Linked DNA regions of Homo sapiens: regions 1, 2 and 4 are each linked to region 3. Evidence: read pairs that join two places in POLR2A ChIA-PET (ENCODE). Cell type or tissue: GM12878. All regions are shown on one strand. Links, peaks and the distances in the headings refer to the core of each region. The heading gives the core; the rest is flanking DNA.

What was found. Peaks named below come from ENCODE experiments on the same cell type or tissue, not always from the same donor. Only the 100,000 strongest peaks of a DNase experiment are listed, where the experiment ranks them.
Region 1: POLR2A ChIA-PET joins it to region 3 with 11 read pairs; 3 of 35 experiments call an interaction of 5 or more read pairs at or near these places.
Region 2: POLR2A ChIA-PET joins it to region 3 with 13 read pairs; 3 of 35 experiments call an interaction of 5 or more read pairs at or near these places.
Region 4: POLR2A ChIA-PET joins it to region 3 with 32 read pairs; 3 of 35 experiments call an interaction of 5 or more read pairs at or near these places.

Annotation. Positions count from the first base shown.
Region 1 is chr17:8,896,880-8,904,557 of GRCh38, forward strand. The region is part of intron 5 of PIK3R5 (phosphoinositide-3-kinase regulatory subunit 5); the gene reads right to left. It overlaps LOC124903920 (a long non-coding RNA gene), which reads left to right and starts at 307. Exons shown (of 3, transcript XR_007065611.1): 1 at 307-397; 2 at 542-707; 3 at 2,069-2,135. LOC124903921 (a long non-coding RNA gene) reads left to right here and starts at 3,918. Exons shown (of 3, transcript XR_007065612.1): 1 at 3,918-4,021; 2 at 4,344-4,438; 3 at 5,399-5,437. RefSeq lists an enhancer at 3,792-3,911. In GM12878, for the core only: a CTCF peak has its summit at 4,508; DNase peaks (open chromatin) are centred at 2,382 and 4,032; H3K4me3 peaks cover 1,460 bases; H3K27ac peaks cover 4,483 bases.
Region 2 is chr17:8,863,289-8,870,966 of GRCh38, forward strand. PIK3R6 (phosphoinositide-3-kinase regulatory subunit 6) reads right to left here and starts at 4,386. Exons shown (of 20, transcript NM_001010855.4): 1 at 4,241-4,386. LOC107985071 (a long non-coding RNA gene) reads left to right here and starts at 4,486. Exons shown (of 2, transcript XR_001752787.2): 1 at 4,486-4,717; 2 at 5,244-5,745. RefSeq lists enhancers at 1,612-1,681, 1,732-1,871, 1,982-2,331, 4,155-4,334, 4,365-4,514. In GM12878, for the core only: no CTCF peak of the experiment used is centred there; no DNase peak of the experiment used is centred there; H3K4me3 peaks cover 3,894 bases; H3K27ac peaks cover 4,224 bases.
Region 3 is chr17:8,804,443-8,812,120 of GRCh38, forward strand. The region is part of intron 18 of PIK3R6 (phosphoinositide-3-kinase regulatory subunit 6); the gene reads right to left. Among named protein-coding and RNA genes, the nearest start is that of MFSD6L, 8.9 kb to the left of the region's middle. RefSeq lists enhancers at 2,409-2,548, 2,559-2,658, 2,669-2,948 and a silencer at 2,795-2,995. In GM12878, for the core only: no CTCF peak of the experiment used is centred there; DNase peaks (open chromatin) are centred at 2,056 and 2,759; H3K4me3 peaks cover 305 bases; H3K27ac peaks cover 4,165 bases.
Region 4 is chr17:8,853,775-8,861,452 of GRCh38, forward strand. All of the region lies in intron 1 of PIK3R6 (phosphoinositide-3-kinase regulatory subunit 6), which reads right to left. Among named protein-coding and RNA genes, the nearest start is that of PIK3R6, 10 kb to the right of the region's middle. RefSeq lists an enhancer at 5,666-5,925. In GM12878, for the core only: a CTCF peak has its summit at 5,378; DNase peaks (open chromatin) are centred at 2,227, 4,337 and 5,782; H3K4me3 peaks cover 3,576 bases; H3K27ac peaks cover 5,000 bases.

The DNA.
Region 1 (7,678 bases), core at 1,265-6,264, 93 kb after region 3:
GGAAGCAGAGCCCGGCCCCAACGGCATTGCAATCTCCAAATGAGACTAGATCAGGTTTGGTTCTCCAGCAACTATGATTAATATCAACTCATGGTGGACAGTTTGACCTACCTCATACCCTGAAGCAAACACCAGGCACACCACTCCCCACAGCAGGGTTTCTCTTACACTTCCCTCCTCACTGGGGGTCCCATGTATAGCGCCTTCCTGCTCCCCATCCCCAGGGTCCTGGACTCCAGAGAGGCTGGAGGAATTGGGGACTCATGGCTGTGGGCCTCAGCAGGGCCTGGGCAGGAAGGTGAAGCACGGATTTCAGGTGAATAAACAAAGGAGAAGACATAACAAGGGAGGCTCGGAATCTCTGGCCACCGGGAGTCCAGGAGCAGAGAGGGGGAAGGTGAGAAGGAATGTGGCTAGAAAGCCAAGAGGAAAATACTGGGGGGAAGGAACCCACTGGGCAGGCCTTCATGCAGGCAGAGGAGATGTGAGTTCTTGGAATGAAAGGCCAGTGCCACCACAAGACATATGCTGCTCTGAACAGGTGCAGTGACCCCACGGAAACGCCTGTGGGATGAGGTCTCCAGCTTTGCAGAGCCACCGGGCTTGTGGGGGCGAACTGAGATGAGACCTTTCATAACACCCTTTCACCACCCTGGTGAGAGTCACCCTAACAGGACCAATCCAGGCCTTATGGGCTACTCTTACAAGTAAGTCATATGTGGCAGAGACTTCTAGGCATCTACTCAATATCCATTCCTCGTTTTTTTATGAGTGGGACACTGGGCATTGTACCCAGTTGATGAGTCAATTTCTCAACCTCCCTTGCAGAATGTGTTAGGTGCAACCCCCCTCACCTCCTTCTTTCTGTTAACTGGAATGTGGACATGATGGCCAGCACTCCAGCAGCCATCCTAGACCAAGAAGCAACCTTGAAGATGGTGACTTTTGCCAAGGATGGTGGAGTGGAAAGATGAGGGAAGGCTGGTCCAGGATGTTCATGGGGCCACCATGCCAATGCTGGCCTGCCTTCATACAGATTGTGTGTGTGTATGTGTGTGTGTGTGGTGTGTGTGTCTGTGTGTCTGTGTGTAAAAGAAAAATAGCCCCTGAGAGTTTAAGGCATAGTTGTTTGGGGCTTTCTGCTATAGGCAGCCAGCTCAGTCCTAACTGATCACACCGTGTGGTTTCTGGAACACCTGCCTCTACTCTTTTCCCTAAACCTCCCCCACCTACTAGTCAATGATGTTTGACATCCTTCAAGAGGTCTAACCTTTCATTCCATAACCAGAGACAAAAAGTATAAAATCCAAATGTCTGTGATCAGTAATGTCCCCAGAGAAATGTAACACCACTGAAGAACATTCTGAATTCACCTGCCACCCGCTGATAAGCAAAACTGACCTAACCCAGGTTTGTTCCCCATTTGATAGGAAGTCAAAGGGTATGAAGCCATATTAAGCAACCCAAAGGGAAAGGGGCAGGAGAAATTCCCCAAGGGGGAGAGCGTTTATAAAAAGACAGCCTGGGCAACCCAGGGTCATGCAGCCATCTGTCAGTGCCTCTTGGTAGAAACACAGCTTTATGCAAATGTGAAAAGGATGGGATATGACTTTTGGTATCAAAGAGATATGGGTTCAAGTGGTAGAGCTCTTGTCAGCTATGTGACCTGGGGCAAGTTACATAAATGTCGAGCCTTCAGTTTCAGCATCTGAAAAATGGGAATAATAGTAACTACCCAGGGAGGTGTTCTGAGGGTTAGATGGGACCAACCTATGACGGTGCTTCATATGCCATAAGCAACCCTGGCATCATTGCTGTCCTCCTCGTCATCATCATCAACGATAATTATAATCCTGCTTTTGACCAGGAGGCTCAGAGAGTCTAAGGAACTTGTCCAAGGTCATTAACTAATAAGTGACGAAGTGTAGGTCTCTGTCATACAAGGGTTCGTGTTCCCTCTTTCATACTTCACTTTGTAGCTTAAACAAGAAATACTGAACTTGGTCTTCTCAAAATCATTTCCCATTTTATAATGAGAAGAATATGACTTTTCCTTCTTCCCCTACAGGCAAGGTGCAATCCTTGAGGTCTGTGTGCTTTGAAAATTGCAGAGCGGTTTGCATGTAAGATGCCCCATGTCATCCCCCAGGTTTACAGGTAAATTCTTTGCAGGAAAGTATTGTGGTCGGCACAGCTATGCAGGCATAGAGTAAATATTCAATAAACATGTGGGCTGAGCCCAAGAGGGCTGTGGTGGGCAGGACCCAGTGGCACTGACGTGAGGTTTCCTGCTACCTCCAGAATTGAGGCACTGGGCGATCATACGGGGGTGGAGTCAGGAAGCAGGGGGAGGCCCCCAGCCTTGATAACAGGCCCACTTCCTCTGCCACCCAGCCACATCAAAGCAGGATAAACTGTTTCATTCATTTCCATGGCAACTGGGTCCCTAAGACTTCACGGGGGGAGGGCCCACCTCCCCACGTCCCTTCTCATTTCTCCCTGTGACTTTACCAGGACCTACCTTCTAAGCTAACACCACTGCAACCCTTACTGCCCCCAGCACTGTGAAATCAATTAGGCCAACATTAATCCTCACTAACTGCATTGACAGGGAGGCATTGCTATACACCCATTTTACAGATGAGGAAACGGAAGCTCACAAGCTAAACGTCTTGCTGAAGGCCCACAGTTAGTAAGTAGCAGACCCAGTATTTGCAAGTACAATGGTCTGGTCCCAAGGACTAGAAGCCACTAAGTTATTCAGCCTCTCCTTCAAGCATTCAAGTTCCCTGGCCTCCATCCTAGCTCTTTCTCCACTTAACTGGGGGTGGGAGGGACTCAGGAATTGGGCAGCAGGCCTGTTGAAAATCATAGGAAAGGCTGGGCGCGGTGGCTCATGCTTGTAATCCCAGCACTTTGGGAGGCCGAGGTGGGCGGCTCACAAGGTTAGGAGTTCGAGACCAGCCTGGCCAATATGGTGAAACCCCGTCTCTACTAAAAATACAAAAATTAGCCAGGCATGGTGGTGCACGCCTGTAGTCCCAGCTACTCGGGAAGCTGAGGCAGAAGAATCGCTTGAACCCAGGAGGCAGAGGTTGCAGTGAGCCGAGGTCGTGCCACTGCATTCCAGCCTGGGTGACAGAGCGAGATTCCATCTTAAAAAAAAAAAAATCGTGCGAAAGTATTTTTCAACAAGCTCATTTAAGGGTCATGTAGAAGGTAATTTTGTTTAACTATCTGTCATTAATTAGGGCTTAGGTTCTTTAAAATTGAAGGTTAACTGGTGGATGTGAGATAAGTTGCAAGAGATTTTTGTTCAATAGAAAAGATAACCTCAAAGGTTATGGTTTTATTCCCCTCTGTGATGTTAACTATTTGGTATCTAACTTTGAGTCTTACTCTAGCTTCCATGAGGAGCTCATCTCAGTTTCTTGGATCCTCCTTTAAGCCAGCTCTATCATCGTGCTGGTTTCCTCATTAATGAGCGGGCACAGGCTCACTGTATATTTACGTATGTGTGAGGTTTTGGAACTGTTTGAAAATGATTCCCCGAAACGAGGGAGAGTTGATGGTTTCCTATTTTGGTTCTGCTTTCCCTGGAAGAGGAGAGGTTCCTGCCATGGGTACTTGGCTTGAGCTGCCCTCTTGGGGCATCTGACTTCTCCTTGGTCACCAGGATATCTGAAGCTTCACATGGTCCCGGGAAGGATGTGGAGGAAAAGGCCATCAGCAGTGAGTGATGGTTCCAAGAGTCCCCCCTGCTCTGAGGCCAAAGGACCCTCATTCTACTTCCGGCTCCAGCTGCTGCCCTGCCTGGCCCTTGTGCTGCAGGCTTCACATGTTATCATTCCAGGGCCAGGGCCTCACCACCGCCAGCACCTCCGTGGCACATCTGCTTTCTGTGCTGCCCAGAACGGAGTTTCTACCCAGCCGCCTGCAAAAATATCTCAAGGCATAGCGTGCATTGAGCTGAGGAGGGACAGCCGGTTCTACTTGAAACTGGGAAGTGGTCTCCCCACAGGTAATCCCCTCCCCCAACCCCACAACTCTCTTATCCTTTTCAAAATAAAAAAGAATCATTTCGGTCTTTGGTGGAAACCCAACGCCCTGCCAAGACATTTGCATTTTAAATTCTTTCTCTGAGCGTACTCGAAAGGAAGAAAGGCATTGCCTCCTAGCAAAGGAACTTCAGTCACCAACCAGAAGCTCAGAAGGCATTCTGATCTGTTTGTTTTGGGGGACAGTGGGAGGGAGTGTGGGAGGGAATGAAGGAGTTTGACCTTAAACTGGCGTGTTCCTTTAGGGTTTGTTCCTTTAACTGGTTTGTTCCTTTCCTTGGGAAGCTGGGTTGGCAAACCCAGCTTTTACCTTTCAGAGTCCAGCGCCTCCTAAGGGTCTTCCTGATGTCCTAAATCTCCACCCAAGTCTCTACCATGAGGTGAGGACCTTGTTATAGGTAGACTTGGGGGTTGGCCATCCCTAGCTGTACTTGCTCTGCTCTTTGTAATGACAGACAGCTGACTGATGGGGGGGCAGGTAGATCAGCTGATTGGGCGAGGCACAGACAGGTCAGCTGACTGGGTGGGGCGCAGACAGATCAGGTAACTGGTTGGGTAGGAAAGTTATGAACACTTCCAAAGAAATTTACAAGCCAGTCTTGAGCTTTCTAGGGTCCATAAGTTGTTGGGGAATAAGATTTGGTACTTCTGTTCTGTGTGTGTTTAATGTGTAAGGTGAGAATTAAACGCTGCCAGTACTAAACAGGACCTGGTGCATGTATACATTAGAAAGAGAGAAAACAAAAATGGGATTATAACATACTTAGTATTGGGGGGACTGCTTTTTCGCTCAACTAGTTATTCAACATCTTTTGAGCTCAGTAACTATTTCTACAATATCATTTTTAATAATTGAATATCATTCCACCAAATGACTTTGCCGCAGTATACTCAACCATGTTCAATATTTAGGTTTTTTGGCATTGGTTGATTATTAGCAAGGATGCGTTGATGAACGTCTTTGTTTTGTAGCTACATCTTTGTACATCCATAGGGATTCATCAGGATAAAATTGAGGAATGGAATTGCTGGGTGAAAGGGTATGCTTTCTGATGCTTTAGCAAACACAGCCCCCCATTCCTCACCAGCGCTGGCATTTTTGTTCTTTCTTTTTAATTTTTGCCAATTTGATAGGGGGGGAAGAAGAGTCTTGCTCTTTAGTTTTGCATTTTCTTTATGAGTAGTGAGGGTGAATATTTTGGGGGGTTCTTTTTGATGTACTTGAATCATATTTATTCATATTTCCATAAGTGTATTTGCCTATTTCTTAATGGACTAAAAAAAAAACCTCTTCATGGGTTTGATATATTAATTTTTTTTTTTTTTTTTTTTTTTTTTAGATGGAGTCTCGCTTTGTCTGCAGGCTGGAGTGCAATGGCACGATCTTGACTCACTGCAACCTCTGCCTCCCAGGTTCAAGCGATTCTCTGCCTCAGCCTCCCGAGTAGCTGGGACTACAGGTGTATGCCACCACGCCCAAATAATTTTTGTATTTTTAGTAGAGACGGGTTTCACCATGTTGGCCAGGATGGTCTCGATCTCCAGACCTCATGATCTGCCCACCTCGGCCTCCCAAAATGCTGGGATTACAGGTCTGAGCCACAGCACTTGGCCTGATATATTAATTTTTATTGCAAATATTTTTCTCAGTTTGTCATTTACCTTTCACTCAAAGTGGGCTTGCCATATGAAAAGCTTTAAATTTTATGCTTTCATATCTGTTAGTCTTTTCCTTTATAATTTTTGCCCTGGGGAATATGTTTGGCAGCTCTTCTCCACTCCAGGCTAATACAACCTATTTTTCTTCTGTAGTTTTTGTGGTCTTGTCTTCTACACCTAAACCTTTAATGTATCTAAAAGTTATTTTTATGTTTGCATTAGAACTCTTAATTTTATTTTTTAGATAGAATTTTTTTTTTTTTTTGAGACAGAGTTTCGCTCTTGTTGCCCAGGCTGGAGTGCAATGGTGTGATCTCGGAGGCACTTGAACCTCCACCTCCTGGGTTCAAGTGATTCTCCTGCCTCAGCCTCCTGAGTAGCTGGGATTACAGGCTCATGCCACCACACTCAGCTAATTTTCTATTTTTAGTAGAGATGGGGTTTCACCATATTGGTCAGGCTGGTCTCGAACTCCTGACCTCAGGTGATCTGCCCGCCTTGGCGTCCCAAAGTGCTGGGATTACAGGCATGAGCCACCACACCTGGCCTTTTTAGATAGTCTTCTAACTCAATATTTTTTATGGTCTACCAATTATCCTGATATCATCTATGAAATGACTGATTTTTTCATCAGTAATTTGAGGATGCCACTTTGTCATATAATATAATTTTGTATATTTAATATATTTCTAGATATTACATCTTCTTCCATTATCTATCTATTCTTATACCCATAGTGTACTATTTTAATAACTATAGCCCTATAGTACCTTCAAAAAATGGAAATATTTCCTTCTTACTCTCCTTTAAAAATACATGAATGAATATATACTAAGTGCATAAATAAATCTTTCAAATAGATTTTTTTATTTTCTTTATATATAAATTTATTTATTTGTAAAATATTTATATATTATGTTTTTTAGTTTACATATATTTTATAAATTTTAAAAATATCTTGGTATTTTGATTGTGGTTACGTTTACTTTCCTAACACCTGGTCTCGTTACAATATTGATTCAACCCAGCAATACGATTCTTCAATTATTCATTCTTCAGCAAAGTTTGTTTTCTCTATATAGGTTATTAAAATTTCTTTTATTTTTTATTTTTAATTGCTATTGTAAATTTTTTAAAATTATGTTTTCTCACTGGTTAATGCTGGTTTATAAAAAAAGCTCTTAGCTACCTGTTTTCTAGTTCTGACAATTCTTTGTTCAGGGGATTCTCTCAGTCTCGACAGAAAACCAATTGTTTGAGCTCCAACTAATTAAAATTTCTCTTCTTCAGAAGAGAAAGTATTCTTTATTTTTGTCTTTTTGCATAGGCAAATACCTATAAGCCAAAAGAGGAAGATTATTGGCTCTAAAGAACATGCCTCTAGTATTTTACCTTGGGCTGTTGCCATATTAAAAGCACTTCTAGAGTAATCGTTTCCATATATTGAGGGGTTTTGAATATCAGGAATGATGATGAATTTTATGAAATATTTTAGAGGCATCTATTGAGATGCTTTTGCGAATTTATTCCTTTGAGTACTGATTCGCTGAGCCGCTTCTCAGTAAATCACACTTGCTAAGTTTTCTCCTGCACTACTGTAGCTTCCTTAGACCTGATTTGCATGTCTATGACAGCACCTGCAATTTCTGAAGAATTCTTACTTTTCAGACCCCACACATGAAAACTGAGTCCCGGGTCTTGTCCACATTTGTCACAGTGGTCATTGTTCCTAGTACCAGCCACCTTCCCCAACCCAAACTGCATCAACCCACACACACAATTACCTACTTGTTCCTGGGGCACAGAGAACATGCAAAGCCCTCTTGTCAGCATCCTGGGGGCTTCTCTGTCTGATCTGGGTAGCCTTGGAGACCCCTTGACTAACCAGATCAGAGGCACAGGCCAAGGTGGGGTCTCCTTGCCCTGAGTGCCTGCTCCTACTTCCCCTAACAATCCCTCCT
Region 2 (7,678 bases), core at 1,786-6,785, 60 kb after region 3:
TAGACGTATATAATGTGGAGTGATGAAATAAGGCTAATTAACATATCCATCTAATACCTATCCTTTTCCTGGTGAAAACATTTGAAATATTTACTCTCTTAGTAATTGTGAAATATACAATACACCATTATTAACTATAGTCACCCTAATGTGCAATGAATCTCAGAAACCGTATTCCTCCCATCTAATGAAAACTTCATACCCTTTGACCAGCATCTCCCTATTTCCCCCAACCCCCAAGTGTGTGTGTGTGTGTTTTTTTTTGAGACAGAGTTTCGCTCTGTCACCTAGGCTGGAGTGCAGTGGTGCGATCTCGGCTCACTGTAACCTCCACCTCCCAGGTTCAAGCGACTCTCCTGCCTCAGCCTCCCGAGTAGCTGGGACTACAGGTGCACACCACCACGCCCAGCTAATTTTGTGTATTTTAGTAGAGATGGGGTTTCACCATGTTGGCCAGAATAGCCTCGATCTCCTGACCTCGTGATCCACCCGCCTCGGCCTCCCAAAGTGCTGGGGATTACAGGCGTGAGCCACCGCGCCCGGCCAGTTTCCAAAAGGATGATGAGAGAGATCTCCTGAGGAGGTGCCATTTGAGTGGGAACCTAAAAAAGGCCCGACAGCAAGCCATGCGGTATCTGCAGGAAGAACGCTCTAAGCAAAGAGAATAGCCAAGTCCTGAGTTGCAAGGGTGCCCAGTGTTTTTAAGGGACAGCGTTTGGGGTGCAATGAGTGGGGGACACTAGGAAGATGTTGGGAGACAATTCTCCATAGGTTTCTGTTTGTGCATGCCTGGTGAGCATTCTTCTGCACCATCTTTTCAAATACGTTTGTATAGCAAACAGCCTTGGAAGATACTGTCCATTCTAGGACAGAAGACTAATTTGCTGTCAATATAATAGAGATAATGTCTCCTTTCAGGGTAAAAGTTGGGCAGGTTTGTTTGCAGCTCGTCATGAAAATTTGGGGTTTCCTAGGCTCAGGGTTCCTGGGCTATGATGCAACAGAGTCCATTTGGATTGGGCTCCTTGCGGCGCCCCTAGGACTTAGGGGAAAGGGGGACCTATAATCACAATGTTCATGCTCCTAGTTGTGCTGTGAGTAATAGAGTTCTTTGTCTCTGACTCTGGAGTCTCATGTCTTCTGCTGGTGACCATGAAGCTGTGGTGGGCTAACTTGTTAGTTCTAAGTTAACTTATAACTAACAGATCCTTCTAACTTATAACCCAGGTCCTTCACAGCTCTTTTTTTTTTTTTTTTTTTTTTTTTTTTAGACAGAGTCTCACTCTGTCGCCAGACTGGAGTGCAGTGGCGCAATCTCGTCTCACTGCAACCTCTGCCTACTGGGTTCAGGTGATTCTCCAGCCTCAGCCTCCCGAGTACCTGGGACCACAGGCGCCCGCCACCACGCCCAGCTAATTTGTTGTATTTTTAGTAGAGACGGGGTTTCACCGTGTTGGCCAGGATGGTCTCGATCTCTTGACCTCGTGATCCACCCACCTCGGCCTCCCAAAGTGCTGGGATTACAGGCGTGAGCCACCGCACCCAGCCCCTTCACAGTTCCTGGCAGAGGGATGAGATCAGAGACAAAGAATGAAGGGATGAATGAATTGGGATTCAGAGAGCATTCTTCCTTAAACACAGAACATCAGCACTGAACAAGTCGCAGGCCAGGTGCACACACACAGCTCATCACTCCCTTGGGGTACAACAAGCCCAAGGACTGACCACAGAACCATAGAAGCCTTCTATGGACACGGCAAAAAGAAGCAAATGGGGACCACCTGTTCACAGCTGCTGCTCCCTGTTGTTGGTGTGAGATAAAGTGGGGGTGACCTCCTGGATAGAGGAGAAGACTGAAGTAAGAGGGCTTGGAGGAAGATCTGAGGAAGCCTGGCTCAGGTTCAGAGTTTCTGAACCTGAAGATTCTGAACATGAAGATTCCAGATCTGACTGTCCCTTGTGCCCCCATCCCCCCAGCTCACCATTGCTGGCTTCTCGGACAAGCTGTTCAGACAGAAGAACCCACCACCTAGGCCTCCCTATACCTGCAGGAATAAAGCCTGGGCAGAAAAGATGTGGAGCTTCCAGGCCTCCCTATACCACAGCTGCAGGAATAAAGCCCTGGCAGAAAAGACGGGGAGCTTCCCAGGGCCACACTCTGTCTGCCTCCTGTCCTCCAGCCACTCCTGTGGCACAGAGAGAGGGGACCTGCAGAGCCTGGGTCACCTGCCTCTGTTGCCTCCCCTCTTCTCCCACCAGAGCTGCCTCGTGCCCTCAGGGTTTCAGGGGCAGCTCAGGCTTGCCAGACGTCATAGCTGTGTTTTTTTTTTTTTTGGATCGGAGCGTGTGGTGAGTGAGCTGGCAGTGAGGGACTAAGGGAGTGAGAGGACAGAGCTCTGGGTCCTGAGGGGGCCCCCTCAACCTTTAGCCCTTGCCCCCATGAGGTCTACTTCTCAGATTCCCAAGGAGCCGGGAGGTGAGGGTCCTGCTGCCCTGGCTGGCCCCCGTGGACAAGGACAGGCCTGTTTCCTCAGCTGTGTCTGCTTCTGGCTGGAAGGAAACACCTGGATATGAAAGAGCCAGTGGGGTGGGGGTGGGGGAGCATTGTTCCCAGGGGCAGGGAAGCTTGGTGGGATCTGAATTCAGGTGGGGCCTGAATGCAGCAGGGACCAGATGGCGATGACTGCAGCTTGGCATCTGCAGCCACCGTGTCAGCCGAGGCGCTTTCGTGGAGACAGTGTAGGGCCTGCAGCAGGTTCTAGTGTGAGGCAGCGGGGCATGGTGGCCAGGCAGGTGGCATTCCAATCCTGTTAATAGGGCAACTTGGGCTGCTTGCTTAAAACCTCCGTGCCTCAGTTTCCCTATCTTAAAGGGGACCTGACAACAACACCTACCTCATAGGCTTGTCATGAGACTAAATGAGATGATATTTGAAAACCACATAGAGCTAAATAAATAAATGGACCGGGCCAGGCGCTGTGGCTCATGCCTGTAATCCCAGCACTATGGGAGGCCGAGGTGGGTGGATCACGAGGTCAGGAGATCAAGACCATCCTGGCTAACACGGTGAAAACACAAAAAATTACTACTAAAAATACAAAAAATTAGCCAGGCGTGGTGGTGTGTGCCTGTAGTCCCAGCTACTTGGGAGGCTGAGGCAGGAGAATCGCTTGAACCCAGGAGACGGAGGTTGCAGTGAGCCGAGATCGCACCACTACACTCCAGCCTGCGCAAAAGCGTGAGACTGTCTCAACAACAACAAAAAAGGACCGGCCTGCGAGTGCTCCACACACCCCCTCTAGCTGTGCTCCCCCCAACACCTGACTTTCCCACTTGCTTTCCTGCCTCTGGGGGTTTGCACACTTTGCTCCCCATTGCTGAGGTGCCTCTTGCCTCCTCTTTGCACACCAGGTCCTCCCTTGAGCCTCAGCCAGGCACCACCTTCCACGGGACCCTCCCTGAGCCCGCACCCTGCAGTCTCTTTCATCCTGCACACACCACACACCTCCTGGCTCGCTGAGGACCCTGAAGGTTCTGAGTTGGTCACTCGCAGCTGTGTTCAGACCCTCTTTGCAAGCAGTCAGCCCTTCAAGGACAGAGACCAGGCCTCGGTCAGACTCTGGCACACATAGAAGATACTGGATTTGTGTATAGGAAGAGAATCAGCCAGACCAGCATGACTTTCACCAAATTCCCCAGGAAAGTGATGGGCAGATGATGTCCCAGAAAGGGCACAGACTGGGACCCAGATGTTTCACACTGAGTCCTGCTCCTTGCTAACCCACTCTGCAATCTTTGGCAAGTTGCTTCATCTCCCTAAGCCTCAGTCTTCTGTTCTATAAAATGGCACTAAAACACTTATCCAGTCAACCTCTAAATGCTGGTGAGAATCAAATGGGAAAATGGGTGTACTCTGCAGCACCGGGCATCAATCATTAGTCCTATTATTAACAGCATGTACAGGATTCCAGAAGAAAGGAGAGTCCTTCTCACAGGGTCCCGTGTCTTTTCATCTTGTGAAAATGGGCTGAAACAATCTTAACTTGGCAGAATTACCCTGCAGTGTCTGAGGTCACCCTTCTCAGAAAGACGGCCCTGGCAGCCCTGAGCCTGGATAAATAAGAGCCAGGGGTGTTTCAGCCCCCCCAGGGGCTCCCCTTCCAGGTCCCTCCGTTCCACCCCTCTATCTGTTCTGCTCAGATCTGCCTGCCTGGCGATCTCCATCCAAGCCAGCACTTACCTTGGTTCGGTGGCAGCTTCTGGGCTCCCCAAGTCCTTCAGCCAACTCCCCACGGTCCTGAGCGAGGTCCCCAGTCCCAGAGAAGCAGATGTCTTGGGGGAGCCTCCACGGGTGTCTGTGGTCTTGACTGTGCTCTTCAGATCTGCAAAGAAAAGCTCGATGTCTCACAGCTCTGTCCCCTCCTCTTCCTTCCCCTTCCTTGTGGCCCTCGAAGCTCCTCCCAGAATGCATTTTGCTGTGAGGATCCTTTCTAAAGAAGCATGACCCACGGTCACTGGAGGTCCTTTATTCTGATCGAATGTGACCAATTTTATGGGGCAGGAGGGGGACACCTCCCAAGAGACTCCCTCTGGTGTTGACGGGGGAGGGACTGATGCAGGGAGCCCTGACCTCTCTCTCAAGCTCCAGACTCACCAACCATCCCCCACCCCTGGACATGGCCAGCCAGATGTCCCTCAAGCACCTCCATCTCAACAGGTACAAACCGAGCTCATCATTTCTCCCTCTAAGCCCACTTCTCTGTTTCCTGCCTCAGAATCAGCAACCTCGGTATCATCCTAACGCCTCCCTCTTCCTCGCCTGTTACATCTAAACTGCACCAAGCCCTGTCAATAGGTCATGGATCCTCCACTTTCTTCCATCCCTATGGCTGTCACTGTTTCACCTGACTACCATGGTCTTTCTCCTGAAACACTACAATAGCCTGAGGTCCTTCACCCCACAGCCAAAGGTCTCTTTCTAAGAGTGAAACACAAATCTATTCATGTTACACTCCTGCTACAACCTTCAATGGCTCCTTATTACTTTAAAGAGAATGGCCAAACTCCTCAGTGTGACTTGCCAGACCCTTCTTGATCTGGTCCCTCCCTAAACTCCAACCTCATGCTTTATCCCCTCACTCCAGCCCCTCCCAGAAGTACTGCAGTCTCTTAACTATCCAGGCTGTGGGAATCACTTCCCAACCCTTCTCCTGGCTCATCCCTTGTCATTCATTATTTATCAGAGAAGAACAAAAAAACAAGCCTAAGAGGCAGGAGGAAAGTGGAGTGCCAGGGATGCTGGCAGAAGACAGAATGCCAAGGAGGAGACAATGGTCAACGACGCCAATGATTGTGGAGAGGACACAGGTGAAGAGAATGAAGAAGCATCTGCTGTCCTTGGCAATTAGGAGAGAGCAGTGCTGGGCAGGAACAGTAGACCTGCTGGGGGAAGTTGATCAACCGCATGGTGACACATTTGCTACTTTGTCATTTTCTTTTTTTCACATTTTGAAGTCAAACACTATTTGGGAGAGTCTCTGACACATTTCTAGAGCTTTGAAAAACTCACAGATTCTATGCTGTCATCCCGTTGGGCCTAATGGGTAAATGGCTCTAGAGAGTGACAGATTGCTGACAGCAGGGTTTGAGTGCTGGATCCAGCTATGCCTGAAATTCTGGGGCTGAATCTACTCTTGGACTGTTCATTGTACATGATCCAATAAATTCCATTCTTTTTTGGATTAAGCCTGTTGGAGTTTGTCACTTGGCTCAACTCAGAGAGCTTTGGGGCTGTGAAGTCACTGATCCTTTCCCGTAGGGGCTTGACTAGGTTCTATGCTGACCTTTCATTTTGCAGAGGAAGCTATTTGGAAAAAAAGTCCAGAAATGTAAATCATTTACTCTATTGCTGTGCCTTCCTCCCATAACTGCTTCTTTTCTGTCCCCTTCATGTGACTGAAGTCACATTCTATCTTGCATCTTTGTATTAGCGTTCTCAGCTCACATGTCTGCCTTGTTCCTCCCTCAATGAGTCCTGAAAGAGCAGGGGCTAGAGTGTTGTTCATTATTCCGTCCATCACAGGGTGAAAGAGTGTTAAGAGAATGCTTGGCTTATTTATGAAGCAAATGGGTGACTGAACGAAGGAAACGAATACGCCCAGGACAGAATAAAGGACCAAGAACTCAGCCCCTGCAGGTTCCAGACTCAGCAGCAGCTGGGCAGTGTGGCCACCCTGGGCAGCGCCTCTCCTTATCAGCCTTGGCTTAACTGAATCGGAAATCACAAGCCGAGGTCACTTCTTGTGGGTGCACTGCTCTCTTTATCATCAGCTGCCATTTCTGCAACTGCATTTGCTGTGGTACCCATAGAGGGGGCAGCTTGGTGACCATAGAGAGCCCCAGAGCTGTCCCTTGCAAAGAGGAGCTAGGGTGCTTTCATTTTTGAGTGCACACGGCTGACCGCCAGCCAGGAACAAAGGACAGTGGGAGGAGGAGGTGACAATAGGAAGGACCAAGTTCCCCCACGGACCCCAGTGCACCGTCCCTACCATCACCAAGGCAAGGCAGCACTACCCCTTTTGCCAATCCCAGCCATGTCTTTCCTCTCCAGACCATGTTCTTAGGATTTGTTTAATCTGGGTTTTCCAGGCTGTGCTCTTACCAGGTTTCTCATCTGCACCAGTCTCCAAAGAGCAGCCCCCTCTTTCCCTGCCAAAAGGCAAATGATCCGTCAGCATCAGAACTGTAAAAATTAAGGTTCCCTGCTTTCACTGTACTAGTTCCCAGATGACCTGGTCAGCTAATGGAGGCAAAGACCCCCCAGAATGATCAATGCCCAAGATACAGAAGCAGAAGGCCCACCATCTATTGTCACTCCCCTTCCTCCTCCTCCTTCTGCCACCCTCCTCTGCCAAGTGAGGGTCCCCACTCCTGGTGACCCTTCTGGGCATAGCTGCAATGGCCTCTCTTCAGGTTCTCCTATCTCAGCCAGGGTGTTTGGAAGTCTGTTTACATAACTCGCCTTGGGGTTACAAAGTTACTTACCTTCTCTACAGATGAACCACTGTTTCCAATCCATCCTCATCCATTTTCTAATCCATTACAAAGCCACTGAGAGCTTTAAACAAAAATTAAATCTTCTTGCAACTGTGGACAGAGCCACGGGTGAGGAGGGCCAGGTACCAGCATTGCGGAGGTCTGCAGGACCACAGTATTGGAGTCAGGCAAGAATTACATGCTTAGGAAAAGAGGTCCCCAGGGTCGCTTGTGTCCTCACCTGCAGTGCCACCCACCGTGGGAGCTGCTCTGGGATTATTCAGCATCGAAGGCGGCAGAATTTGTCATTTCAGTTTTCTAAGGAATCCACTTACATAAAATACTAATAAGCAAAGTCAATTTTACTAAAGATTATGTAGGAGGATGAAGGGAGTGTACATCACACGTCTCTTGGCAAACTATTCAAAAATCCTCTGTGGATAGTTCTGAGGATCCCGACGTCCCTCCTCCATGCCATGCCATTGGAGCGGGCAGCCTGGAATGGGGTGGGCTTTTGTGCTTTTTCCTGTCTCTCTTCTCCCCATGTGACCCTGACTCATTAGCGTCGGTTCCTCCCTCCTAGATTTTTTTCACAGACATATCCAAATTGTCTTCGAAGCCCATTCAGAGCACTGTAATTCCA
Region 3 (7,678 bases), core at 376-5,375:
ACTCGAGTGTTGATTTCTTCAACATTTTCCGAGCACCTCCTCTATGACAGACGTGTTAATGTATATGGAATTTGGGGAGTATTTCAGGGGTTTTAAAAGTCTTGACCCCGGTTCTCAGCATTAAATCACATACAACATTATTTACCTGCTGCAGACACAGAGGGTCTAGAAAGCAGCCAAAGACCCCAAGCTCAGACCAAGCCGAAGGAAAGCACCCCCAGGCATCCTTATAACTCCTGACCTGAGGGAGCAGCTCCAGAGAGGTCGCCTCCCATTGGGCAGAGAACTTGGAGCATTGTGGGTTCCAGGTGGAGCTTTCAGAGGTTGTGGTTCATCCCACACACAGACTTTGGGTAATTTACAACCACAGAACCCTGGAGTTGCCAGAGGCCTCAGAGACCATCTCATTCAAGTGTTCTTAACCCTGGCTGCCCATAAGAATCAATTTTCAAAAACATAATGTTGGAGATTCTGATTCAAGTGGCATAGAATTGAGCCCAGGTACGGGCATTTTTTAAAAAGCTCCTGAGTGTAGGCAGGGCTGAGAACAGCCACTGAGTTGTTCAGTGTCATCTAGCAGAGGCACGAGCAGCAGCCTGAACTAGGAGTTCACACGTGTCCAGGCATTTCAGCTGAACTTTTAGGGGATGGGGGTAGGCCAGCCAGAAGTCTGTGGACAGGCCATGGAGGATCCACTGGGAGGAGGGTAAGAGCATAGTCTCTAAGCCAGGCTGCCCAGGCTCTAATCCCGGTTCTGCCACTTACTAGCTGTGTGACCTTAAGCATGTTTCTTAATCTCTCTGTGCTACCTTTTAGGATTGTTGTGAAGATTACATGAGATAGTATATATTAAGTGCTTGGAACAGAGCCCAAGACACTGTTAAGAACTCTTATTAATTATAATTTTCCAAGAAGGAGCCAAGCATGACTCATGGACTCAGCAATGAAGTCCCAGGTGTCAGAGGGGAAGGGGAACCTACTGTGGGTTCTTTCTCTTCTTGGTTTGTCCCCTAGGCCAAGCCCCCACCTATCACCCCGCTATGCATAGACTCCTGTGCGTCTGAATGGGTGAGCTGTGAGTAAAGACAGATTTAACAAAACCTCTGTAAGACGGGGCAACTCCATGACAGAGGGTAACACTCAGGGGAGAGGGGGCTTCTCCCCTGGTGCCAACAGAACCTGTGGCACCTTGGCCGGGCGCGGTGGCTCATGCCTATAATCGTAGCACTTTGGGAGGCCAAGGTGGGCAGATCCCCTGAGGTCAGGAGTTCGAGATCAGCCTGGCCAACATGGTGAAACCCCATCTCTACCAAAAATACAAAAAAATTAGCCAGGCGTAGTGGCGGGCATCTGTAGTCCCAGCTACCTGAGAGGCTGAGGCAGGAGGATCGCTTGAACCCAGGAGGCAGAGATTGCAGTGAGCTGAGATTGCACCACTGCACTCCAGCCCGGGCAACAGAATGAGACTCTGTCTCAAAAAAAAAAAAGAAAAAGAGCCTGTGGCACCTTTAGTGCTCTGTGCTCTGGAGCTGTCAGGCACAGTGGGAAGGTTGTGGTCAGGGGGGCAGGCAGTGGAACCTAGTAGGCACTGACTGGACAGCTAATGGAATGATTGTTGATACTGGAATGTCACTTGTGACCCTCCAAAAATACCTGGAGAGACTGCAGGGGGCTGAAGTCCTGCATGAGCTGGGGGAGGGTGGGCGAAAGCCAGGTACGTTCTATTTGCCATAATGAATGGAATTGCACCTGAACTGATTGCACCTGGTGAGAGAGATGCATGGTTTCCATAGGTTAGGTGACTGGGGATCGAATGTGACCCACTGAAGCCTGCACAGTGGTAGCCATGGGGCCAGCTCTCTGACTCTCAACTTGGTGTTCCTTCTTTAGCATCAGGCTGCTCTAGGTGTCTCTGGCAGGATTTGGGCCTCCACGCCCTGCCCATGGACCTAGCCCCACCTTCTAGGTAATCACACACAGTCTCTGGGCCTCCTCCCACCTGCCTGCGGTGTGGGCAGATGCCTTTCATTTCCCTTTGTGGTCTGCACACCTAGACACACTCTACCTGCTTGGCTTTGGCCCATAAGGAGCACAAGAGTCTTAGATTTTAGTCTATAAATGAAGCCATGGGAGCCAGTGGAAAGGGCCAGATGCAGAATTTGCAAAGGATCCCACTCTCTGTAAGACTAAGGAATGGGCAAAGTGCTGCTAATTGTCTCCTGTTCTCTGTTGGTGGCCTAACAACATACCCCAAAGCCCCAGTTCTTCTGTTTCTGCTTTATTTCCCACTTCTGTTCTATTTCAAACTTCCAATCCAGCTAAGGTCATATCTGACCCTTAAACTTACTGAGCTAGCCACAGGCCCTTGCCCCCATGCCATTCTTCAAGCTGTCTCTGCCTTCTTACTCCAGCTCACCATGAGCTTCCCCTCAGTGGTTATCATCCAGTCCATGTGGACAAAACATGTATGTGGACCTGCCTGGTTCTGAGAGGAAAGCACAGCTACTGGAATTTTCCCCTAGCAAGTCCCTGTAGGGATAAAAGGGAACTTGCTGAAGTGATAAGTTTAGACTTTCAAAAAGCCCCTGACCAGGTTGTTTAAAGAGGTCATTAAAAACAGAAACCACTTTAAGGAACTTTGAAAGAGGAAATGCAACAGAAGGGTAAATAGGTCCACTTTGGAGCCTAAAACTTCAATATGGGGTTGCCCTATACGAAGACAGATTTCAGCTCAAGGCAGACCTCTCAGCCAATCAGAACTCTCCTACAGTGGATAGGCTGCCTCAGAAAGCGTCAGCTTCCAGTTCCGGCTTGAGATCTAGGATGAGGTGGAAGGTGGATTAGATGACTCAACAAACATCCGGTGAGGCCCTGCTGCAGGCCAGACACCACACCAGCTAAGATGAGGATCCTGAGTCTAGGGAGTTTGCAGGCCATTGACATACAAAGATCATGCCATTTATAGTGTCACAAATGTTTCCATAGCTGTGTCCCCAGGGTCCTATGGGAGCACAGAGGTGGTACACTTAGCTCACCTAGGTGAGGGGAGGAGGGTGGAGGATGTGGAAGGAAGGGGGAAAAGCATTAGGAAAGGCCTCCTGAGGGAGATGACACCTGAGTCTCAACTTGTAGGATGAGTAGAAATTATAAAAAGAAGGTGGGCAGGTGGAAGGGAGGAATGAGGTTTCAGGTCAGGCAACTAGCGTGAGCAAAGGCACAGGGATGTGACTTCAGGAACACTTCCCAACACATGGTGGGAAGAGCCTCCAGGGAGTGCCCAAAGCTGCAGATGGAGAAGAAGGGGAGTGAAGCTATGCAACACTGAAGAGTTTTTCTGCCCCTGGAGAATGGGAGAAGATGGAGGAGTTTTAAGTACGGAATAACATGGGCAGGAAGGTGGACTTAAGGAGGATCAGAGTATTGCCGGGGAGACCAGCTGGAAGGAGATAGATGAAGGTCAGACTTGGGGTGACCAACTTGCTTGATTTGCCTGGGACTTTCCTGGTGTTAGCACTTAAAGTCCCAAGTCCAAGAAACCCCTTTAGTCCCAGGCAAACAGGGACAGTTGGCCAACCAAGCTGGACCAGAATAGAGAGGACAAAGAAGGGAGAGATTTGAGAAGTGTTCCATCGGGACAAAGGAAAGTGAGGAAGAGGAGGCACCAGGGATGACTCCTGGGTTTCCGGCAGAGGTGATTGGTTAATGATGGTACCATTAAACGAGACAGGAGATATAAGAAGGAGATGAAATAAAAATGACTGCTAACACATACATAATGTTTACTTTAGCCAAGCACTCTTCTAAGAGCTTCGCATGCCACAATCAATCCTCATAACTGGATGAGGTAGGTAATGTTATTATAGCTGTCCCTCCATATCTGCATATGTGGAACCTGCACATACAAAAGGCCAACAGTAAGAGACTTTAGCATCCATGGATTTTTGTATCCTTGGGGGTCCCGGAAATAATCCCCATGGATACTGAGGAATGACTGCCTCCCCTTTTTATAAAATGATACTGAGTCACAGAGATATTAACTTGCTTAACATCATATAACTGGTAAATGGCAGAGGCAAGATCTGAATCCAGACAATCTGGCTCTAGAGAGCTCTTAACTATTAGAAAGTACTGGCTTTGATTTTTAATATCTTGAGTTTGTGGTATTGTGGGACATCCAGATCATGCTAACTTAGTTCAATGCAGGAGTCAAAAACTCAGGTATGAATGTCAGGGCAGAAGACACAGATTTGGGAGGACTTAACAAATGGAACTAAATCCTTGTGAGTTTGATAGTCCAGGAAATGAAAAAAGAAGTGAGCCATGGATAGAAATTGAGGACAGTAGCTACTTAAGGATCTAGGAAAAGGAGTTCAGGGAATGAGGCCAACAAGTAATAGTCAGGCATGTAGAAGAAAGTCTATAAGAAAGTGTTGTCTCTGAATTTATAGATTTTAGGGTATTTAAAGACTCAGAGTACAGGGCTTCAGCTCTAGTGATGGAATTCCATTCAAAATTGACCAAAGGAATATAAAACTGGGGAAAACATTTATGACAGTGCTAGAAGCCAGCTTCATTGGAGTATTAACATATAAACATAACTTCAAATATACATATTTTGTCTAATTGCCTAAAAGGAGAATCCCATCAGACTAACAGCAGGCTTCTCACCCAAAACCTTGCAAGCCAGAAGAGACTGGGGTTCTATTTTCAGTCTTCTTAAAGAAAAAAAGATGCCAAGAATTTTGTATCCTGCTAAACTAAATTAATAAATGAAAGAGAAATAAAGTATTTACCAGACAAGCAAACACTAAGGAAATTTGTCACTACTAGACAGGTCCTACAAGAAATGCTCAAAGGATTTCTAAACATGGAAAGAAAAGGGTGATACTCATTGTCATAAAAACACAAGAAAGTATAAAACATGTAGGTCTTATAAAACAATTACACAAGACTGCAAAGCAACTAGGTAATAATTATGACAGGAACAAAACCTCACATATCAATACTAACCTTAAATGTAAGGGACTAAATGCTCCACTTAAAAGATATAGGCTCAGCTGGGCACAGTGGCTCATGCCTGTAATCCCAGCACTTTGGGATGCTTGAGTTCCAGGCATTAAAGTAGGAGGATCACTTGAGTCCAGGAATTTGAGACTAGCCTGGGCAACGTAGTGAAACCTCTTCTCTACAAAAAATTAAAAAATTAGCTGGGCATAGTGGCTTGCACCTGTGGTCTCAGCTACTCAGGAGGTTGAAGTAGGGGGATCAATAAGATATGGGCTGGTGGAATGGATAAGAAAAACAGGATCCAACTGTATGCTGCATACAAGAAATCTGCCTAACTGTTAAAGACATTTACACTCTAAGGGGTGGAAAAAGATATTTCACACAAATCAAACCAAAAACAAGTAGGAGTAGCTATACTTATATCAGATAAAACAGAGTTTAAATCAACAGTAAAAAAAGACAAGGTCATCTATAATGATAAAGGGATCAATTCAACAAGAAGACATAACAATTCTAAATAAATATGCACCCAACACTGGAGCACCCAGATTCCTAAATACTACTAGATCAAAGAGATAGCCACTGTATTAATCCATTTTCACACTGCTGATAAAGACATACCTGAGACTGGGAAATTTACAAAAGAAAGAGGTTTAATGGACTTACAGTTCCACATGGCTGGGGAGGCCTCACAATCATGGAAGAAGGCAAAGGAGGAGCAAAGTCACGTCTAACATGGATGGCAGCAGGCAAAAAGAGAGCTTGTGCAGGGAAACTCCTTCTTATATCACCATCAGATGTCATGAGACTTACCCACTATCACGAGAACAGCATGGGAAAGACCTGTCCCCATGATTCAATTACCTCCCACCAGGCCCCTCCCACAACATGTGGGAATGCAAGATCAGATTTGGGTAGGGACACAGCCAAACCACATCATTCCACTGCTGGCGCCTCCCAAATCTCATGTCCTCACATTTCAAAACCAATCATGCCTTCCCAACAGTCCCCTGTCTTAACTCATTTCAGCATTTACTGAAAAGTCCACAGTCCAAAGTCCAAAGTCTTATTTGAGACAAGGCAAGTCCCTTCTGCTTATGAGCCTGTAAAATCAAAAGCAAGTTAGTTACTTCCTAGATACAACAGGGGTACAGGCATTGAGTGAAAACAGCCATTCCAAATGGAAGAAGTTGGCCAAAACAAAGGGGCTACAGGCCCCATGCAAGTCTGAAGTCCAGAAGGGGAGTCAAATCTTAAACCTCCAAAATGATCTCCTTTGACTCCATGTCTCACATCCAGGTCACACTGTTGTGAGAGGTGGGTTCCCATGGTCTTGGACAGCTCTGCCCCTATGGCTTTGCAGGGTTCTGCCTCCCTCCCAGCTGCTTTTATGGGCTGGCGTTGAGTGTCTGCAGCTTTTCTAGGCACACGTGCAAGCTGTCAGTGGATCTATCATTCTGGGTCTGGAGGATGGTGGCCCTCTTCTCACAGCTCCTAGCCCCAGCAGGGACTCTGCATGGGGGCTCTGACCCCACATTTCCCTTCTGCACTGCCCTAGCAGAGGTTTTCTATGAGGGCCTTGCCCCTGCAGCAAACTTCTGCCTGGGCATTCAGGCATTTCCATATATCCTCTGAAATCTAGATGGAGGTTCTCAAACCCTAATTCTTGACTTCTGTGCACTTGCAGGCTCAACACCACATGAAAGCTGCCAAGCCTTAGGGCTCGCACCCTCTAAAGCCATGGCCCGAGCTCTACATTGGTCCCTTTCAGCCATGGCTGGAGCAGCTGGGATGCAGGACACCAAGTCTCTAGGCTGCACACAGCACGGGTACCCTGGGCCCAGCCCATGAAACCATTTTTTCCTCCTAGGTCTCAGGGTCTGTGATGGGAGAGGCTGCTGTGAAGACCTCTGACATGCCCTGGAGACATTTTCCCCATTGTCTTGGGGATTAACATTTGGCTCCTCATTGCTTATGCAAATTTCTACAGCCAGCCTGAATTTCTCCTCAAAAAATGGGATTTTCTTTTCTATTGCATTGTCAGGTTGCAAATTTTCCAAACTCTTATGCTCTGCTTCCCTTATAAAACTGAATGCCTTTAACAGCACCCAAGTCACCTCTTGAATGCATTGCTGCTTAGAAGTTTCTTCTGCCAGATACCCTAAATCATATCTCTCAAGTTCAAAGTTCCACAAAAATGCCACCAGTTTTGCTAAAATATAAGAGTCACCTTTGCTCCAGTTCCCAACAAGTTCCTCATTTCCATCTGAGACCACCTTAGCCTGGACTTTATTGTCCATATCGCTATCAACATTTTGGGCAAAACCATTCAAAAAGTCTCTAGGAAGTTCCAAGCTTTCCCATTTTCCTGTCTTCTTCTGAGCCCTCCAAACTGTTCCAACCTCTGCCTGTTACCCAGTTCCAAAGTTGCTTCCACATTTTCAGGTATCTTTTCAGCAGCACCCCATTCTACTGGTACCAATTTACTCAATCCATTTCACACTGCTGATAAAGACATACCTGAGACTGGGAAATTTACAAAAGAAAGATGTTTAATGGACTTACAGTTCCACATGGCTGGGGAGGCCTCACAATCATGGCAGAAGGCAAGGAGGAGCAAGTCACATCTTAGATGGATGGCAGCAGGCAAAAAGAGAGCTTGTGCAGGGAA
Region 4 (7,678 bases), core at 1,436-6,435, 50 kb after region 3:
AACATGATGAAACCCTGTCTCTACTAAAAATGGAAAAAATTAGCTGGGTGTGGTGGCATGCGCCTGTAGTCCCAGCTACTCGGGAGGCTGAGGCAGGAGAATCGTTTGAACCCAGGAGGCGGAGGTTGCAGTGAGCTGAGATCATGCCACTGTACTCTAGCCTGGTGACAGAGAGAGACTCCGTCTGAAAAAAAAAAAAAAAAGTCAATTCTCTCCAAAATCATTTACATATTTAAGGTAATTCCAATAAAAATACCAGCAGGATTTTTTTTTGTAGATACATATAAGTCAATTCTAAAGTTTATAGGGAAAGGCAGAGGAATTGGATTAGCCAAACAGTTTTGAAAATGAATAATGCCTGAGAACTCACACTCCTTTATTTTTATTTTTTTTTGAAACGGAGTCTTGCTCTGTCGCCAGGCTGGAGTGCGATGCGTGATCTTGGCTCACTGCAACCTCCGCCTCCTGGGTTCAAGCAATTCTCCTGCTTCAGCCTCCCAGGTAGCTGGGACTACAGGCACACGCCACCATGCCCAGGTAATTTTTGTATTTTTAGTAGAGACAGGGTTTCACTATGTTGGCCAGGCTGGTCTTGAACTCCTGACCTCGTTATCCTCCCGCCTCGGTCTCCCAAAGTGCTGGGATTACAGGTGTGAGCCACCACGCTCAGCTTCGCACTCCTTATTTTAAGAATTACTATAAAGTTATTAGTGAAGGGCTAGACACATAAATCAATGGAACAGAACGAAGAGTTCGGAAGCAGGCCCACACAGATATGGCTAATTGATTTTTGATAAAGTTGTAAAGGCAAGTCAATGGAGAAAGGAGTCTTTTCAACAAATGGTGATGGAACAATTGATCATCGATATGCAAAACAAGAAGCAAAACCTTGACGTAAATTCCAGACCTTACACAAAAATAAACTAAAAGTGGACATAGATTTGAATGTAAAATTCAAAACAATAAACTTTTAGAAGAAAGCATAGGAAAAAATCCTTGTAACCTCATGTGAAGGAAGAAGTTTTTAGATACAATACCAAAGCATGATCCATAAGAGGAAAAACATGACAAATTAGACTTCATCAAAATTTAAAACTTTGGTTTTATGACAGATACCTTTAACAAAATGAAAAAACGGGCCGGGCACAGTGGCTCACACCTGTAATCCCAACATTTGGGAGGCCAAGGTGGGTGGATCACCTGAGGTCAGGAGTTCAAGACTAGCCTGGCCAATATAGTGAAACCCCATTTCTACTAAAAATACAAACATTAGTTGGCTGTGGTGGCTCATGCCTGTAATCCCAGTTACTCAGGAGGCTGAGGCAGGAGAATCACTTGAACCCGGGCAGCAGAGGTTGTAGTGAGCTGAGATCGTGCCACTGGACTCTAGCCTGGGTGACAGAGCGAGACTCCATCTCAGAAACAAAACAAAACAAAACAAAACAAAACAAAACAACAATAAAATAAAATAAAATAATAAAATAAAATGAAGAAGCAAAGTATAGACCTAGAGAAAATATTTGCAAATCACATCTGACAAAGAAAAAAAAAAGAAAACTAGGATAAATAAATAACTCTCAAAATTCAACAGTAAGAAAACAAATAATACTCCCCAAATGGGCAAAAGATCTAAATAAATACTTTACTAAAAAAGATATGTGGATGGCAAATAAACACATTAAAAAAATGCTCAATGCTATCAGCAGTTTGGGAAAGGCAGATGAAAACCATGAGATCTCACTATATGCCTATTAGAATGACTAAGATTTTAAAATGAGCAATAGAAAGTGCTGGAGAGCACACGGAGGAACTGAAATTCTCTCTTTTTAAAAATTATACTTTAAGTTCTGGGATACATGTGCAGAACGTGCAGGTTTGTTACATTGGTATACACGTGCCATGGTGGTTTGCTGCACCCATCAACCCGTCAGGAGGAATTGGAATTCTCATACGTTACTGGTGAGAATGCAAAATGGCACAGCCGTTCTGGAAAACAGTTTGACAATTTCTCATAAAGTTATGCGTCACTTACTGTATGATCCCGTAATCCCTAGCTTTTTCCTCCAGAGAAATAAAAACTTATGTTCACACAAACACCTGCTCATGGATATATATAGCAGCTCTATTCAGAATGGCCCCAAACTGGAAACAACACAAATGCCTTCAGTGGGTACGTGAATGAGCAAACTGTGATACACCCACACAGCAGAATCCTCGGCATTAAAAAGAGAACTACGTGCAACGACACGCGTGAATCTCAGAGACATGCTGAGTAAAGGCAGCCAGGCGCTAAATCCTGCATGCCGTATGGTTCCATTTATATGACATTCTAGAAACGAAAATAAAAACTACAGGGTCAGAAAATAGGTCAGTGTCAGATAAAGGAGTCTTTATCTCTTTTTTAGTCAAACTTTTAATTCTGAGATAACTGTAAATTCCCATGCAGTGGCAAGAAATAGCACAGAGTTTCTGGGTACCCTTTACCCAGTTTCCCCCCAGTGATAACATCTTGCAAACAATGTTACTGTATCAAAATCAAGATATTGGTCAGGCGTGGTGGCTCACGCCTATAATCCCAACACTTTGGGATGGTGAGGCAGGTGGATCACTTGAGGTCAGGAGTTCGAGACCAGGCTGGCCAAAATGGTGGAACCACGTCTCTAATAAAAATACAAAAATTAGCCAGGCATGGTGGCAGGTGCCTGTAATCCCAGCTACCCGGGAGGCTGAAGCAGGAGAATCGCTTGAACCCAGGAGATGGAGTTTGCAGTGAGCTGAGGTCTTACCACTGCACTCCAGCCTGGGTGAAAGAGTGAAACTCCATCTCAAAAACAAACAAACAAAAAACCCCAGGATGTTGATGTCGATACATTTTATTCCGATTTCCCCAGTTTCACCTGTACTTGTGTGTGTGTCAGTCTCTTACCTTTTAATGATACACACTAAACTACAAAAAAAGTGATATTACTTACCCATAAACAGTGGGGTCACAGGTAATTTTTAATACATTTCTACATTTTCTGATTTCTTAATCTTAAGTATATTTGACCTTATTTTTTACTGTGTAACAGATGGCACACACAAAAGAAGAGAGCTAATATATTATGTTCAGGGACATAGTAATTACATGAACATCTGGGAGCCCGCCAGTCAATTTAAGAACGTTGTGCTGTGGGTTTAACGTAACCTTTGCACACCCCTGCCTGGAGCACCCTTCCCCCAGCTTTCCCCACAGCTGGCTCCCCCTCGACATTCAGGTCTTGTTGTCAATGTCACTGCCTCAGAGGCCTTTCCTGAACATCCTGTCCAAAATAGCCCTCCCTGTCACACTCTAGCACACTCTGATTTTATTCATAGCATTTATCAGTATGGAAATTTTTCCTGTCAGGCTTAGTTTTCTTGGCTAGTCATTAGAATGCGAACTCGGCAAATACTGGGATGGGGCGTGTCTCCTTCACTGCAGCATGTCCAGCATCTAGGGCAGCAGCCACTCAGTGGACAATGAATACCTATTTTAGATAAATATTTGATGAATGAATGAAAGTGAAGAATATTGCCAAAAGCCACGTGGCCATGAAGGATAGAACCAGGGCTAGAGCCCAGATCTCAACCTGGGGCGTGGGGTCATGGCCACTTCCCCTGACGTCCGCATGCCTTCCTTTCCCCTCTGTAAACCTCACAGAACCCCCCTCTGTCTTTGTGAAATAAAATGAACACAAACTTCTGTCTGGGGCGGCCTGGGTTAATAATGAACACGGGGCAGCCTCGAAAGAAAAGAAATCTCACAGATAAAGACTAAAAGAGAAGTGTAAGATACCAGGAATTTTTGTGGCAAATGGAGAGTGCTTCTGGGCTGATTTTTAATTGAAAGTAAAATTCCCCTTTGGGAGGCTGAGGCAGGCGGATCACAAGATCAGGGATCGAGACCATCCTAGCTAACATGGTGAAACCCCGTCTCTACTAAAAATACAAAAAATTAGCTGGGTGTGGCGGCAGGTGCCAGTAATCCCAGCTACTTGGGAGGCTGAGGCAGGAGAATCGCTTGAATCCGGGAGGCAGAGGTTGCAGTGAGCTGCAATCGTGCCACTGCACACCAGCCTGGGCAACAAGAGTGAAACTCTGTCTCAAAAAAAAAAAAAAAAAAGGGAAAGTAAAATTCTAAGAAACTTTACCAGTAACTGTCAGAAAGCCTCCCTATTCATTTGCTCATTCCTTCATTCACTCACGCATTCACTCATCAAACATTTATTCAGCGTTTCTATATATTTGTGCAGGTGCTGCTTCCTTGCTCCTCCCACAGGAGACCTTTGTGGTCGATTTCCTGTCCTTTGGGGCTGCTGACCACACCAGTGTGGGGGAAGAGCCCCCAGGGGATGAGCTTGCACGTAGACAGGAAATGGAAATAGAAGCAGCTCATTCTTAAAATGCATCAACATCAAATGTGTCTTCGTTTCAGGAATGAGAAGAATTTTTTAGGAAATAAAGCTTGCCCTTTCAAGCACCAAACCATGCCTCTGAATGTTTTCTCAATTAATCTTTTTTTTTTTTTTTTTTTTTTTTTGAGACAGTTTTGCTCTTGTCGCCCAGGCTGGAGTGCAGTGACGCGATCTCGGCTCACTGCAACCTCCGCCTCCTGGGTTCAAACGATTCTCTTGCCTTAGCCTCCCTGAGGCTAGGAATTACAGGCACCCGCCGCCACCCCTGGCTAATTTTTGTATTTTTAGTAGAGACAGGGTTTCGCCATGTTAGCCAGGCTGGTCTCGAACTCCTGACCTCAGGTGATCCACCCACCTCGGCCTCCCAGAGTGCTGGGATTAGAGGCGTGAGCCAGGCGCCTGGCTGTTTTCTCAATGAGTCTCAATGGAAGCTCATTGTATGCACCGTGCCATAAAACGGTGGCGATGGCAGGAGCTATCAGTAGGCGAGGGTAGCCCTATCCTACATTGAGTGGCTGTTACTGTTTGACTTCTCATGTATGATTCCTCATTTCAGCAGCACCAGCTGTGTTCTGCACTTAGTGGGTGAGTGGAGGCTGCAGTCCAGCCCACCGCTCTGCTGGCCTTTTTGTAATTTACTCAGGCAGGGAGGGTGAGGTTTTGCAATTCATCCATCCAAAGAGGAACTTGCTGTAATTTGTCTACTCAGAGGGGTGCCTCTTTCTGATTTGAACAAAGTGCCTTCTGTGTTGGCTGCAGCCCTGCCTGGGCTGTGTCTGCTCCTCCACCCAACTGCCAGTTTGCTGAAGGCTGGGAAGCCGGAATAAGCACATGCAATTGTCTTGTATGTAAAATGAAGAAACAAAGCCTGAGAACTGATCAATGAAAAGAGCATCAAACTTCCATCCATGGACTTGCAACTTCTATTTGCTCAGAGGGCCCTCTGGCTGTCTTCTGAGTTCCTGGCAGTGTTTTGGGTGGCTGAGGTTGGTGAGTAAATCAAAGAGCCTCTTCAGAACATAATCCATGGGGCAGAAATTGCACAAGACCTGAGAGGTTAGAGATGAATGAATGAGACATAGTCCTTGCCCCCTGGGGTGCGTGGTCTACCAGTCTGTCACCTCATAATGACCGCAGGGTGGCTGTACTTGCCCAAGACCCCTGGAACAGACGTCACACACCTATGGCCCACCATTAGCACACTGAAACTGTCTCACCGCCCCATGCACGCAGCATGCTTGTGATGGTTTATGTGTCAACTTGACCAGGCCAAGGGAGGCCCAGATGGCTGGTGAAGCATTATTTCTGGAGGTGTCCATGAGGCTATTTCCAGGAAAGATGAGCATCTGAATGCAGGGAGTGAGTCAAGATCTGCCCTCAGCCATGTGGGTGGGCATCACGTGATCTGCTGAGGGCCTGAATAGGAGAAGAGGGAGGAGGAAGGGCAGATGTGCTCTCTGTGCTTCAGCTGGGACATCCATCCTGCCCTTGGACAAAATCAGCGCTCTTGGTTCTCCAGCCTTCGGACTTGGACTGAGACTGACGCCGTCATCTTCCCTGGTTCTCAGGCCTTTGGACTCAGACTGGAATTACACCACTGACTTTCCTGGGCCTCTAGTTTACAGACCACGGATTACAGACTTCTCAGCCTCCACAATCACAGGAGCCAATCCCTGCTAATACATCCTTTTGTTCTCTACCCACTCCCCACCCACCTCCCAGTCTCTCTCTCTATCCTATTTGTTGTGTTCCTCTGGAGTGGCCTGACTAATACAATGCTTAAGAAGACTAACCATTTCGCAGACTCATGTAAGAGACTCTCAGAGACTTTGCTCTGTCTAGTATATTTTTAAAATTCACTTTTCACATAAAAAACCATGCGTATGGTAAAAATCTGAAAGGCACAGATAGCTATGCAGTGAAAAGCCAGACTCCTTCTTAGCTATCCTCTGGCCCAAGGGTCCCCAAACCCCAGGCTGCGGATGGGCACTGATCCGTGGGCCGTTAGGAACTAGGGACACAGCAGCAGGTGAGTGGCTGGTGAGCCACCAGGACCGCCTGAGCTCCGCCTCCTGGGGCGGGGGGCGGTGTGGGCATAAGATTCTCATAGAAGCTCGAACCCTATTGTGAACTGCGCATGCAAGGGATCCAGGCTGCCCGTTTCTTAAGAGAATCTAATACCTGATGATCTGAGGTGGAGCAGTTTCATCCCGAATCCATCCCCATCCCCAGCCCCAGCCCCAGCCCCCTTCCCCACCCAGTAAACCCCTACCCACCCCCAAACCCCTTCCGTGGAAAAATTGCCTTCCATGAAACTGGTTCCTGGTGTCAAAAAGGTTGGGGACCACTGCTCTGGCCCATCAGTTTCCTTCCCCAGGAGAAGCCACAGTTTTTGGAAATTTGAATCTGTGGCCAACATTTAAAAGTCATATTTCATATAAAAATCAAGATTTCCAGCTTTTGCTTAAAATAAGTAACTGGAAGATCTAGCAACACCAGACCCACAATCTCGTGTGGCAACAATTAGCTGGAGTTGACATGCAGCTTCCCTGTAGAAGGGCCATGTGCTCCCCAGGGCTTCAGTGTCCCTATTGAGTTCACAATGGGGACTCTGAAGCCGGGGGCAGTGCCAGGCACACCACACCAGCACTATCAGCCTGTCCACATCATCATTTATGCTACCTATTGGGCTCTTGAAAGCAGACACGGGCCGGGCACGGTCACGCCTGTAATCACAGCATTTTGGGAGGCCAAGGCAGGTGGATCACAAGGTCAGGAGTTCAAGACCAGCCTGGCCAACATGGTGAAACCCCGTCTCTACTAAAAATACAAAAATTACCTGGGTGTGGTGGTCCCAGCTACTCAGGAGGCTGAGGCAGGAGAATTGCTTGAATCTGGGAGGCAGAAGTTGCAGCGAGCCAAGATCGCGCCACTGCACTCCAGCCTGGGTGACAGAGTGAGACTCTGTCTCAAAAAAAAAAAAAAAAAAGAAAGAAAGAAAGCAGACGTGTTGGCAATCCATGTTCTATATTGTGGTTCAAGTTGTGGTTCACAAAGAGAAAAGTTAATTGCAGAATGTCTGAAATGGGCTGGGCATTAGGGTTGCCACACAGGGCCCATAGAAGTCTTTCAACAAACACAGTGCATCTCTGTACTTCTCCCTAGCACCCGATGCCCTATACAGCAATCCTCCCTTATCTGCAGTTTCACTTTCTGCAATTTCAGTTGCTCAAGGTCAACTG